2 separate regions of the Homo sapiens genome follow, and region 2 is linked to region 1. A link is a contact called in ENCODE Hi-C or POLR2A ChIA-PET data. All regions are on one chromosome and are shown on one strand. The core of a region is the stretch at or near the end of the contact, and the rest is flanking DNA. Distances in the headings are between cores, read along the strand shown. Region 1 holds the start of CCL16 (C-C motif chemokine ligand 16). Region 2 holds the start of CCL4L2 (C-C motif chemokine ligand 4 like 2).

Evidence for each region. A loop is a pair of places that touch in the nucleus more often than their neighbours do. ChIA-PET counts read pairs that join two places held with the same protein, here RNA polymerase II (POLR2A). Pooled maps may share reads with other maps.
Region 2: a map of GM11168 shows a loop between it and region 1 (3-fold over the local background). The contact joins the promoter of CCL4L2 here to the promoter of CCL16 in region 1. A Hi-C loop is called at or near these places in 2 of 168 maps with a recorded cell type or tissue (GM11168 and transverse colon), 2 of 37 single-sample maps with no recorded cell type and 6 of 50 pooled maps. POLR2A ChIA-PET finds 5 or more read pairs at or near these places in 1 of 52 experiments (activated B cell).

Annotation. Positions count from the first base shown.
Region 1 is chr17:35,978,020-35,984,363 of GRCh38, reverse strand. It overlaps CCL16 (C-C motif chemokine ligand 16), which reads left to right and starts at 2,867. Exons shown (of 3, transcript NM_004590.4): 1 at 2,867-3,019; 2 at 6,101-6,221. The coding sequence starts at 2,944. It overlaps CCL14 (C-C motif chemokine ligand 14), which reads left to right. Exons shown (of 3, transcript NM_032963.4): 2 at 1-26; 3 at 476-1,076. The coding sequence ends at 563. It overlaps CCL15-CCL14 (CCL15-CCL14 readthrough (NMD candidate)), which reads left to right. Exons shown (of 7, transcript NR_027922.3): 6 at 1-26; 7 at 476-708. RefSeq lists a silencer at 2,057-2,352 and an enhancer at 2,057-2,352.
Region 2 is chr17:36,207,081-36,212,312 of GRCh38, reverse strand. It overlaps CCL4L2 (C-C motif chemokine ligand 4 like 2), which reads right to left and starts at 1,250. Exons shown (of 3, transcript NM_001291468.2): 1 at 1,096-1,250; 2 at 423-537. The coding sequence starts at 1,171.

The DNA.
Region 1 (6,344 bases), core at 1,618-4,117:
AGCCAGTGCTCCAAGCCCGGAATTGTGTAGGTGGTACACACACATCACACTGGGGGGAGAGGGAGCCAGCAGGGCCTCCTGGAGGGAAGCAGGGAGTGGTGGTGGAATGGGGACCCCCAGCGTACCTCCCAGGTGTGACTACATGGGGAGAGGCAGCTGAGGGGCAATCTGAGCGCTTTCTGGCTGGAGCCTGCAGGAGCCATGGGGAAACTGACCCCATGGATGGGGAGATGACAGAGAAGGGAGAAGAAGGCAAGAGGGCACTTCCTCAGGGGGACACAGAGACTAGATGGGTCTAGGGGTCCTAGGAACCGAAGAGTATGTCTCAGAGAGGAGACTGGCTCTAAGCTGCCTCTGTGGAAGAAAGGAAAAGCAGTATAGGTCAGGTGGGGAATTTAGGAGGGAGGGAAGATGGGCTGTCTCTTCCGGCCACTGGGCCCCTCGGTTTGTGATCCTTCTCCCTCTTGCTCCACAGCTTCATCACCAAAAGGGGCCATTCCGTCTGTACCAACCCCAGTGACAAGTGGGTCCAGGACTATATCAAGGACATGAAGGAGAACTGAGTGACCCAGAAGGGGTGGCGAAGGCACAGCTCAGAGACATAAAGAGAAGATGCCAAGGCCCCCTCCTCCACCCACCGCTAACTCTCAGCCCCAGTCACCCTCTTGGAGCTTCCCTGCTTTGAATTAAAGACCACTCATGCTCTTCCCTGGCCTCATTCCTTTCTACGGGATTTACTCATTGGCCATGCACTGAGGACACCAGGGTGTGGCACCCTCGGCATCAAGCCTCGCTCTGCAGAAGTTTTGCTGGAGCCTGGTACAAAAAATAGGTCAGGCCTGCAATGCAGGTAGTGAGAAGCAGAAAGTGAGAAAGAAAAGCAGTGTAAAGACCGTCTCCTCCTCAGCAACAACAGTAGCAGACCCCGTTTTCTTAATGCTTTCTATACTCCAAGCACTCTGCTAGGCAGTCTGTATGCATTATCTTATTTAAGCTTCATGACAAGTGTAAAAGCTACAAATCATCATTTGATTTTTTAGGTAACACTTCATAAAGGGCTCTCTATAGCAGTCAAACTCCATAGTCCTTTTTTCTGTGCTGTTTTCAAGGCCTTTCTTCACTGCTGTCTGGAATAGGAATGATGCATGAAGACATTTTATCCAACCCCTCCCCTTCGCTTACACACATCAGATTATACTATATTGTTTTACTAACTTTTTTATCCCCTAGAAGGCTTAGCAGAAAGCCTAGCCCATACCAGGTGTTCAGGAAATGGATGGATGGATGGATGGATGAAGGAAGGGAAGAATGTGTGGATGGAAGGATGAAGGGAAGGAGGAATGGATGGAGGGAGGGAAGCAGGGAGGGATGAAGGGAGGGAGGAAGGGAGGAAGGGAGGGAGGAAGGGAGGGAGGGATGGATGGATGGATGGAGAGAAAGAGGGAGGGAGGGATAGAGGGACAGATGGAATAAGACAGAAATCAAGAGGAGGACTATGCTCCAAGAATAAGCTCTCAAACCTATCTTCAGGGCCCAAGGAGGAGCTCTGTGTACTTGGAATAAGAGCTTGCCCAGAGTAGGGATTATGACCACCCTTTCCTGGCCTCCAGCCTTCCACAGATAAGGAAGGGCTTGTGGGCCACATTAAGGGCCATATGGGGGCCTGCATGCCAAAGTCACAACCAGGCTTCTCAGGCCTTGTCACCTCCATAAACAGAGGTCAAGAGGATGCCCCACATACGTACCCTCCCTGCCCTCACAAAAAGCCACAGCTTCACCACCAGGTGAAGCCTTGAACCCACCAGGAGTAACTGCATTATACGGTTTACCTATCTATGAGCAGTCATGCCAAGCAGAAAGCCCCATAAGGATCTGCACAGTCCCTGTTTCTGCCCCTGCCTCCCACTGCCCTCAACACCTGAAACACATCACCTATGCCTCTAAAGCTTGCTGTCCATCAACAGCAAAATCCCTTATATCTTTGATCTCTTCTCTAAATGCAGCTTTCAACATGGAAAAGGGTCCTGAGGCACCTGAAGAGAGAGGAAGCTGTGGGACAGGTCCAGCCAGAGCCCAGGCCAGAGGGGCAGAAGCTGGAGTCCTGGAGCACAGACGCAGGTTGTCAGGTGCACAGAGTTGGAGGGTCCCCTGCTGGTCATGGTTGGCCATGGGGGCACCCAGGAGGGATCAGCGAGCTGGCTACACCTAAAAATCAGTCCAAAGTCCGAGGTCCAAAGAGATAAATAAAAACATTGACAAATAAGTCAAACGGTCCAGCAACAAATGGGGACCCAAGGATCAGGCACATTGTTTTTTTTTTTTTTTGGAGTATTAGCATACACTGTGACAGGAAAGAGTGTGAGCTCAATCATGTGGCCTTGGACTGGGAGAGGGCATTTCCTTCTCAGAGGCAACTAAGCCCTACCTTTGCCTCAGTCTGGGCTCTGTAATCCTGCTTTGTGCTCATCTCCCCAAGACTGATCACCTGGGGGAAGCTGGGGTGGTTCAACCCTGCCTGCCCTTCCCCAACATACAGATGGTGGCAGGTAACATGGTGAAATCAAACAGATCTGGTTTTTCATCCGCCTATCCACCCAGGTGACCTTGGACAATTTATTTAGCCTCTAGGCCTCAGTAGTCCCAGGGAAGTAATAATCGCTATTCACTATTTTAAGGATTATATAAGATAGGGCATGTAAGGTAGCTGACACACATTCGCCCATTTCTTCACGTGAATTCAGATTCTACTGAATTCAGCTCTGCACCAAGTCCCATCCTCTGCTGCCCTCTGTTTCAGCAAACACTGAGGCCTGTTGTTTCTCCTCCTCTACCGGCTCTGATGCGGTCAAGGTCCAGAGAGCTGAGTAGTTGGCAAGCGGACCACCAGCAACAGACAACATCTTCATTCGGCTCTCCCTGAAGCTGTACTGCCTCGCTGAGAGGATGAAGGTCTCCGAGGCTGCCCTGTCTCTCCTTGTCCTCATCCTTATCATTACTTCGGCTTCTCGCAGCCAGCCAAGTGAGTCCACTTGTCTCTGTAGGGCAGGAACGAGAAAGGGGGATGGAGCAGCTGGCAGGGAGGTAGTGCCAAGGGCGCTGTCGGGTCTCTGGCCTCATAAGACCCTGTGGGCTCTCCCCACCTTCATGCATAGCTTCTGACCTCCAATTCTCCCCTTTGTAAGTAGAGCTGGGGTTGGTCCGGATCTTTCTGGGGTAAGTAGTTCCAGGAAACTGGGTCACCATTTCCTCAGGAGTCCCAAGCGTGGTGAGCAGGAATGATCATTCAGGAGGAGAGGCCAAGAAAGCAGCAGAAAATGCAACAAGAAGTGCATGCAATGAAAGGGAGGGGGAGGCACGCGGATGAGAAAGAAAAGTGGCAGGTGCCCTGGAAGAATGAGTGGCGAGAGGAAGGAAGGTTCAAACAATCATGTGGGTCTAAGTCCAGGAATTGGGAGTCTGAACCGAGAGAGCCCTTCCTCAACATGGCTGGCACAGGTTGCTGGGACTATCAGACAACCAAAATGAGTCCCAGTGGAATGGCTGCTTGGGAATCTATGGTCCCCTTCTCCATCCCCCAGCCTATGACTAAATAAAATCTGCAGAAAAGAGGAAAGGGGTTGAAAGGTTTTGGAGCTGTGGGGAAAGGGAGAATTGGGGCCTATGGAGGAGGGGGTTTGTTTTGCCCCTCCGTATCTCCTCCCTCTATCATTGTTTACGAGGACCTGGTGACGGGGGTGGGGAGGACAAAGACGTGTACCTGCCCTAGGCTGCCCCAGCCATTCTTTTCGCTTTTGTTTTTTTGTTTGTTTGCTTGTTGTGTTTTGTTTTGTTTTGTTTTGTTTGTGATGGAGTTTCGCTCTTGTTGCCCAGGTTGGAGCGCAGTGTCGCGATCTCGGCTCACCACAACCTCCGCCTCCCGAGTTCAAGTGATTCTCCTGCCTCAGCCTCCTGAGTAGCTGGGATCACAGGCACACACCACCACGCCCAGCTAATTTTTGTATTTTTAGTAGAGACGGGGTTTCACCATGTTGGTCAGGCTGGTCTCAAACTCCTGACCTCGTGATCTGCCCACCTCGGCCTCCCAAAGTGCTAGGATTACAGGTATGAGCCACCATGCCTGGCCTCTTTTCTCTCTTAAGGTCACCCTGGCATGTAGTCTGGCCTGACTCTGCCTGTGTAAACACAAAGGAGCAAGGGTCAAGTGCACCATGTAATCTGCCCACATACTCTCAGGATGACCCTGGTCTTTGTAAACTTTGCTTTGAGAACCAGTGATATGAGCATCACTTACAGAGGGACTGTGTGGGAGGGGGGAACAGTGCTCTTTGGGAGAGTCAATCAGGCCAGTGCAGTGGGTTCAGGCTTCAAGAAAGAGAAAATGGCCCACCCAAAGCATGGATCAGCAAGATGGTGCTCTCAAGATGTCCCAAGCTTTGCCACTCACTGGAGGCAAAGGGGTCAAGCTACAAAAAGATTTGCACTCTGAAGGTTTGGGGGCTGGGAGAGATCTCTGGACTGACCTCTTGTGTAGTATCCCCAATTGATGGGTAGTCAGGACAGCTCAAAGGAAACACAGTGACAATAACCAATCAAGTCCAGTATCCTGCATACATCAAAGAGATGGGGGGAAGCGCCATTTCCAAGGCAAGAAGAGCAGTCATTACTACCATTGGCTCTTAATTATAATAAGCACTGATTGAGCCTTTCTGTGTGCCAGGCTCTGAGTTAAGGGCTTTCCAATCATTTTCTCACCGAATTCTAACCATGATCCTAGGATACAAGTAAGTATCATTTACCCCCACTTAATAGATGAGGAAACTGAAACCTAGGGAGATTAAGAAATTTGCCCATGATTCAAGTCAAAATTCAAATCAAGTCAAAATTCCAACCCAAGCTGTCTGACCCCAAAGCCTAAATCATATACTTTTTCCTCCTGCTCTAACTTCTGTCTCTAAAGGCTCTACTCTCTCACCCTTCCCCCTAACCTCCGCCTCTCCAATACCTCTAAGATAGAGTCCAAATTCCTCAGTAGCTCAGCAGGTATGTGACCAGACCCTCCTCCTCTCTCCAGTTTCATCTCTGCCCATTCATTTCTTCCTACCTTGCATGCCAGCCACCCAAACTGCCCAGCACTCCCAAGACACACTGAGCTTCCCCTACCTTCAGGCTTTCCTGCATTTCTTTCTTCCAGATTCTACAAGTCCTTTGTGTGTCTAAATCCTTTTTTTTTTTTCTTTTGAGATGGAGTCACTCTTTCGCCCAGGCTGGGGTGCAGTGGCGCAATCTTGGCTCATTGCAACCTCTGACTCCCGGGTTTAAGTGATTCTCCTGCCTCAGCCTCCCGAATAGCTGGGATTACAGGCATGTGCCACCATGCCTGGCTAATTTTTGTTAGTAGAGACGGGGTTTCACCATGTTGGCCAGGCTGGTCTCAAACTTCTGACCTCAGGTGATCCGCCCGCCTCGGCCTCCCAAAGTGCTGGGATTACAGGCATGAGCCACCACACCCAGCCGTGTGTCTAAATCCTACTCATCCTTTACGAATCAATGCAGGCCTCACTTGCTTTGAGACTTCTTCCTCAACCACCAAGGATGGGTTAGGGGCCCTTCATTCTGTTCCCATAGCACCTTATGCCAAAGTCTGTTCTATCCTGGACCACATTCTGTGGTAGTGTTTGTTTAACTTTTCAATTTCTCTTTCAACCCTGACTAGTCTGTAAGTTACTTAAGGGTAGTGACTGTATCTTCCTCATGTTTTTACCCCCATAGAGCCCAGCATATAATACTAGCTCAACACATGTTTGCCCGATCAAGTCACCAATAAACAAAAGAATGAGCCAGCTTCCTCCCGGTTCCTTGGCAAGTGTGAATAACTAAGTCATTTGTAGTTGACACTCAGCTCAGAGGCTGAGGGTTCTAAATGTATGTCCCCCAAAGGGATTCATCTTATGCACTTCATTACCAGTCAAGCTATCATTGGTCTCCTCTAACAGACGGCTTTGCTATCAGAGGAGTGAAACACAAATGGTGGGAGACAGAGGTGGGCAGCTGTGGTCTCCCCTCTGCTTCCCTGGCTCAGCTTGCAATGTGATTCCTTCAGAAGTTCCTGAGTGGGTGAACACCCCATCCACCTGCTGCCTGAAGTATTATGAGAAAGTGTTGCCAAGGAGACTAGTGGTGGGATACAGAAAGGCCCTCAACTGTCACCTGCCAGCAATCATGTAAGCACGTCCTTTTAGATATTTCTGTGGAGAGGGACAGGGAGCCCAGGGGCAGGAATGAGATACATGGGATCAAGAGGTCTCCATGCTAGAAGCAGTGGAGCAGTGGCTAAGGGTTTGGCC
Region 2 (5,232 bases), core at 1-2,500, 230 kb before region 1:
CTTCCACTCACTGGATTTAGCTGTGGGCCCCAGGGGTTGCCCAGATTAGGAACCAGTGGGCATTGCAATCAGTATGAATAGATTGCCCCATTCCCTGCCAGCCTGGTAGTGACTTTTCCACATGTTTTTCTAGCATGGTTTAAGGAATTGGTCCATATCTCACGGGACCTGTCTGCCTTCCCCTGCTTCCCTGTCCTCTGAATAACTTCCTCCCCAGGAACCCCCTTCTGTCTCGGCTGCCACTCAGCCGCCTTCAGCACTTGAAAAGTGAGTTCATGACCTGTGACCTCACTGCTGTCAGGGAAGGCTTCAGCCCTGAGAGCTGCCTCCCCAACGCTCATCACCCCCTCCCCAAAACAGGCCCCCTTTAAAAATCCAGCCCTCACCCTTGCCTCCCAGGGCAGCCAGGGGTTGATACTCACACCACAGCTGGCTGGGAGCAGAGGCTGCTGGTCTCATAGTAATCTACCACAAAGTTGCGAGGAAGCTTCCTCGCGGTGTAAGAAAAGCAGCAGGCGGTGGGAGGGTCTGAGCCCACTGAAAGGAAAGGCCAGGGTGAGATCAACACTGCCCATGGGAGCTGTTTATTTTGACTTCTAATTTTGCATCTTCATTGAGCATCCCTGTGGAGCTACCAGAACCCCAAATATGGTCCCTTGTATCCATTCCCACCTAACATGAGCAGGAGTCTTATTCTGAATAGTGGATCTTCAGAGAAGAACGAGAAAGAAATCTAGAAGATTGGAACTGGATTCAGTCTCAGAACACATCGCACTCCCTTCATATGACAGATGGGGAAACCAAGGCACAGAGAGGGACAGGGGCTTGCTTGAACAAATAATTAAAGGCAGAGCCAATTCAACAGTCTGACTTCCAGCCCATCGTTTTCCTCTGCTGGTTGCTAATTCTTAAGAAAATAGGAACTTGAATGTTACTGAATATCTACTAGACTCTACATTTAGCAGCAGACTACATGGCAATCTTCCTAGCTGCCTTTTGTCCCATCCCCAGATCCCACTGTTTGCCAGCCATGACTAGAAAAAAGGACTCTGCCTACACCTTGACTCGAAATAGCAGCTGCAAAAGTAGACTTACTTGGTGCTGAGAGTGCTAGAGAGCAGAAGGCAGCTACTAGCACGAGGAGAGACAGGACAGTCACGCAGAGCTTCATGGTATTGGTGGCAAAGAGGTTTTCTCAGAGGTGAGGCTGCAGAACTCAGAAGCTTCAGAACCTAGCTGTGTCCTGTGCTGATACTGAGTTGGGAATCTCTCTTTATAGGGACTCTGAGGCCTAGGACAAATGTGGGGGCACAGGAGAGTGAGTGGAATTTCCATGGTAGAGATGATGTCATGGCTCCTGAAGCTAGCTGAGTGAGGAGTTCCTCTCAGCTTCTCTTCCCCAGGGCGATGTCATCATAGAGGAAAGATGAGGGAGGTGCAGGCGAGAAGAAAAGGGAAGTGGTACAGCCAAAAGCAGTGACCGAGACTGGGGAGAGAGTTGCAAACCCCAGAGGAAAAGATGAAATGTTCACACCTGCTACAAGTGGCTTGTAGACAAGAACTGTGCTGCTCTTGGTGGTTGGCACCCCCAGATGCTGGAGGGTTCATGCCAGTCTTTCCAGGCTGGCCACAGTCCTGGCCCCAAGAACAAAGCGGGAACCAGGACTCCCCCATCCCCTTCCTGTGCCTTCTTCTGCTGAGCTCAGTGCCACTGACTTTTGTGCCCTATATGTTTCCTTGGGCATGAAGAGTCCAGCATTGGATGTGCGGAGGGACCCAGTAGGGTGGCTCAGGAACATTTGTAAGTTCTTATTGGACACTTACCTTGTACCAGGCACTGGGAAAGCTGTGTTACACATATTATATATAATCCTACCATAATCTTGAGCAGGGGTGTCTAATCTCATTTTACAGATAAGGCAATTGGGGATCAGAGAGTGGTCCACTGATGGCGCTCAATGCCACAGAGCTGATGAATGGCACTGCCAAGATTTGAATCAAGATTCGAATCAAGATTCATCTGACTCCAAAGTCCATTTTCTTTCCATGCTGTAGTCTCCAGAATAAACATAGAGTGTGACCACAAAGAGAAACCATTGACTGATAGACTGCTAGGAGCTATTCCACACTCAAAGACCGATTATACTCAGACTTAATTCAGGGAAGGGATAGGGCTAGTCTGTCCTAGGACAAGGAGGGAACGGAGAAGAAATAAAGATTTCAAGATATTTTCTTGGACCAGCAAAAGACCAGGACAAATTAACCAGTAAGAATCAAGTCTGGAAGACCCAGATAGAGAATGTTCTTCTAGTATAAAAACAGAATTGAGCTGGGTACAGGGCCTCACACCTGAAATCCCAGCACTTTGGGAGGTCAAGGCAGGCAGATTGCTTGAGCCCAGAAGTTTGAGACCAGCCTGGGGAACATGGTGAAACACTGTCTCTATAAAAAACACACATACAAAAAAAAAACTTGACTGGGAGTGGTGATACACACCTGTAGTCCCAGCTGCTCAGTAGGCTCAGGTGGGAAGATCACCTGAGCCCAGGAAAGTCCAGGCTGCAGTGAGTGGTGATTGTGCCACTGCACTCCAGCTTGTTTGACAGAATGAGACCCTGTCCCAAAAACAAAGCAAAGCAAAACAAAACAAAGCAAAACAAACCAAAACAAAACAAAACAGAATTATATACCTAGTAATGAGTTTATCTATGTTACAGGCAAAATGTGTAATCTAAGGATGTGGGTGTGTCCCAGCCAGTCCATAGGGAATGCCCATGCTCATGTTAAGCCCTGGCTGGTTTGACAGTTGCTGGGCACCTGTACAGAAGGTGAAGCTTACAAAGGCCCTGCATACAGGAGTGTGCAAGGTTGGACAAATGAAGGGAATGAGGATAATTGGATCAAGACCTCTATCTGCCTTTAGCTCCACTACTCTAACCCACCTGCTCACCTTTAACCCCACATTGTTACCTGCTCTTCTCTGAGAAAGAAAAAAGAAGAGTAAAAAAAGGGAGCCATGACTTCAAACTATACCACAGGGCTGCAGTAACCAAAACAGCATGGCTTTGGTACAAAAACAGACTCATAGACCAATAGAACAAAATAGAGAGCTCAGAAATAATGCTGCATACCTGCAGCCATCCGAACTTTGACAAAGTTAACAAAAACAAGCAACAGGGAAAGGACTTCCCAGTCAATAAATGGTACTGGGATAACTGGCTAGCTGTATGCAAAAGATTGAAACTGGACCCCTTCCTTACACCATCTGTAAAAATCAACTCACAATGGGTTGAAGACTTAAATGTAAAACCTAAAATATAAAACTATAAAAATATGATACCTGTAAGATAACCTAGACAATATGATTCTGGGCATAGGATCTGGCAGATATTTCATGATGAAGATGCCAAAAACAAATCACAACAAAACCAAAAACTGACAAATGGGATCTAATTAAACTAAAGAGCTTCTGCACAGCAAAAGAAATTATCAGCAGAGTAAAGAGATAACCTACAGAATGGGAGAAAATATTTACAAACTATGTATCTCACAAAGGTCTAATATCCAGAATCTATAGGGAATTTAAACACATGTACAAGCAAAAAACAAACAACTCCGTTAAAACGTGGGCATTGAACATAAACAGACACATTTCAAAAGAAGACGTACACGCGGCCAAGAAACATACAAAAAATGCTCAGCACCACTAATCATTAGAGAAATGCAAATTAAAACCACAATGAGATACCATCTCAAACCAGTCAGGATGGCTATTTTTAAAAAGTCAAAAAATAACAGATGTTGGTGAGGCTGTGGAGAAAAGGAACACTTATACACTGCTGGTGGGAATGTAAATTAGTTCAGCCATTGTGGGAAGCAGTTTGGCGATTTCTCAAAGAACTTAAAACAGAATTACCATTCAACCCAGCAATCCCATTATTGGGTATATACCCAAAGGAATATAAATCATTCTACCATAAAGACATGTGCACATGTATGTTCATCGCAACAGTATTCACAATAGCAAAGACATGGAATCAACCTAAATGCCCACTGATGGTAAACTGGATAAAAAAAATTTGGTATATATATATATATATATATAATGGAATACTTCTCAGTCATAAAAAAAAGAACAAGATCATGCCCTTTGCAGCAACATGGATGGAGCTGGAGGCCATTATCTTAAGCGAACTAACACAGGAACAGAAAACCAAATACTGCATGTTCTCACTTATAAGTGGAAGCTAAACATTGAGTACACATGGACACAAAGAAGGGAACAGCAGGCACCAGGGCCTACTTAAGGGTGAAGGGTGGGAGGAGGGTGAGGATAAAAAAAACTACCTATTGGGTACTATGCTTATTACCTGGGTGATGAAATAATCTGTACACCAAACCCCCCGCAACACACAACTTACCTATATAACAAACCTGCACACGTACCCCTGAACCTAAAATACAAGTTAAGAAAAAAAGGGACCCACAGCATCTGGGAGCCACAGGAGAGGTTGGAGCAGCATCCTGGGGTACTTCAGGGTCATTAAATAAAGTACAAGGTCATCCTGCCTCAGCACTCTCCCTCCCTCCCCACCCGCACACACAAGCTGCACTTCTCTCATCTGTTCTCTCCCCCTTTTCTTTGTACAGCTCTTGCTTCAAATGTTCTGATCTTCTCCAAGACCCTCGCCCCCAGCTGTAATGTTCCGTGTTGCCTGATAGCAGATGTGTTAGTACCTCTCCTGGCCTTTCCTAGTTGGTGCAGTTTCATCTTCATGCATCAAGGACCTCACTTTAAGGGAAGCAGTATGTGTTTCATGTTCTCTGGATTCACGCAGACTTCGTTATTTATGACATTTTTGTTCAGCCCAATGTACTAACCATCTGCTCTTTGCCAGGGCAGACAGAGCTGAACGAAGCCCCATCCCTGCCCTCGAAGAGTTCCATGTCTAGTGATGGCATTGACAGTGACAGAAATAACTATCCCAAGAGGTGGAATAAGCTAAGTGTCATGTCAGAGGAAGAAACAAAGTGTCAGGAAGCCTGAAGGATGGAGAAGGCTGTCTATTAGCTGTAGATGAGTAGTTTCAAGTTAAGTCTCAATTCCCACTAGAGCAGCTGTCTGAATGAGCAGGGTGGAGGGGTTAGGAGGAAGCCTGTTCTGGGGCTTCAGGAGAATAATGATTGATAAAATGGGTGATTAGCCATCACTGAGCCATACAATGAGTTTGT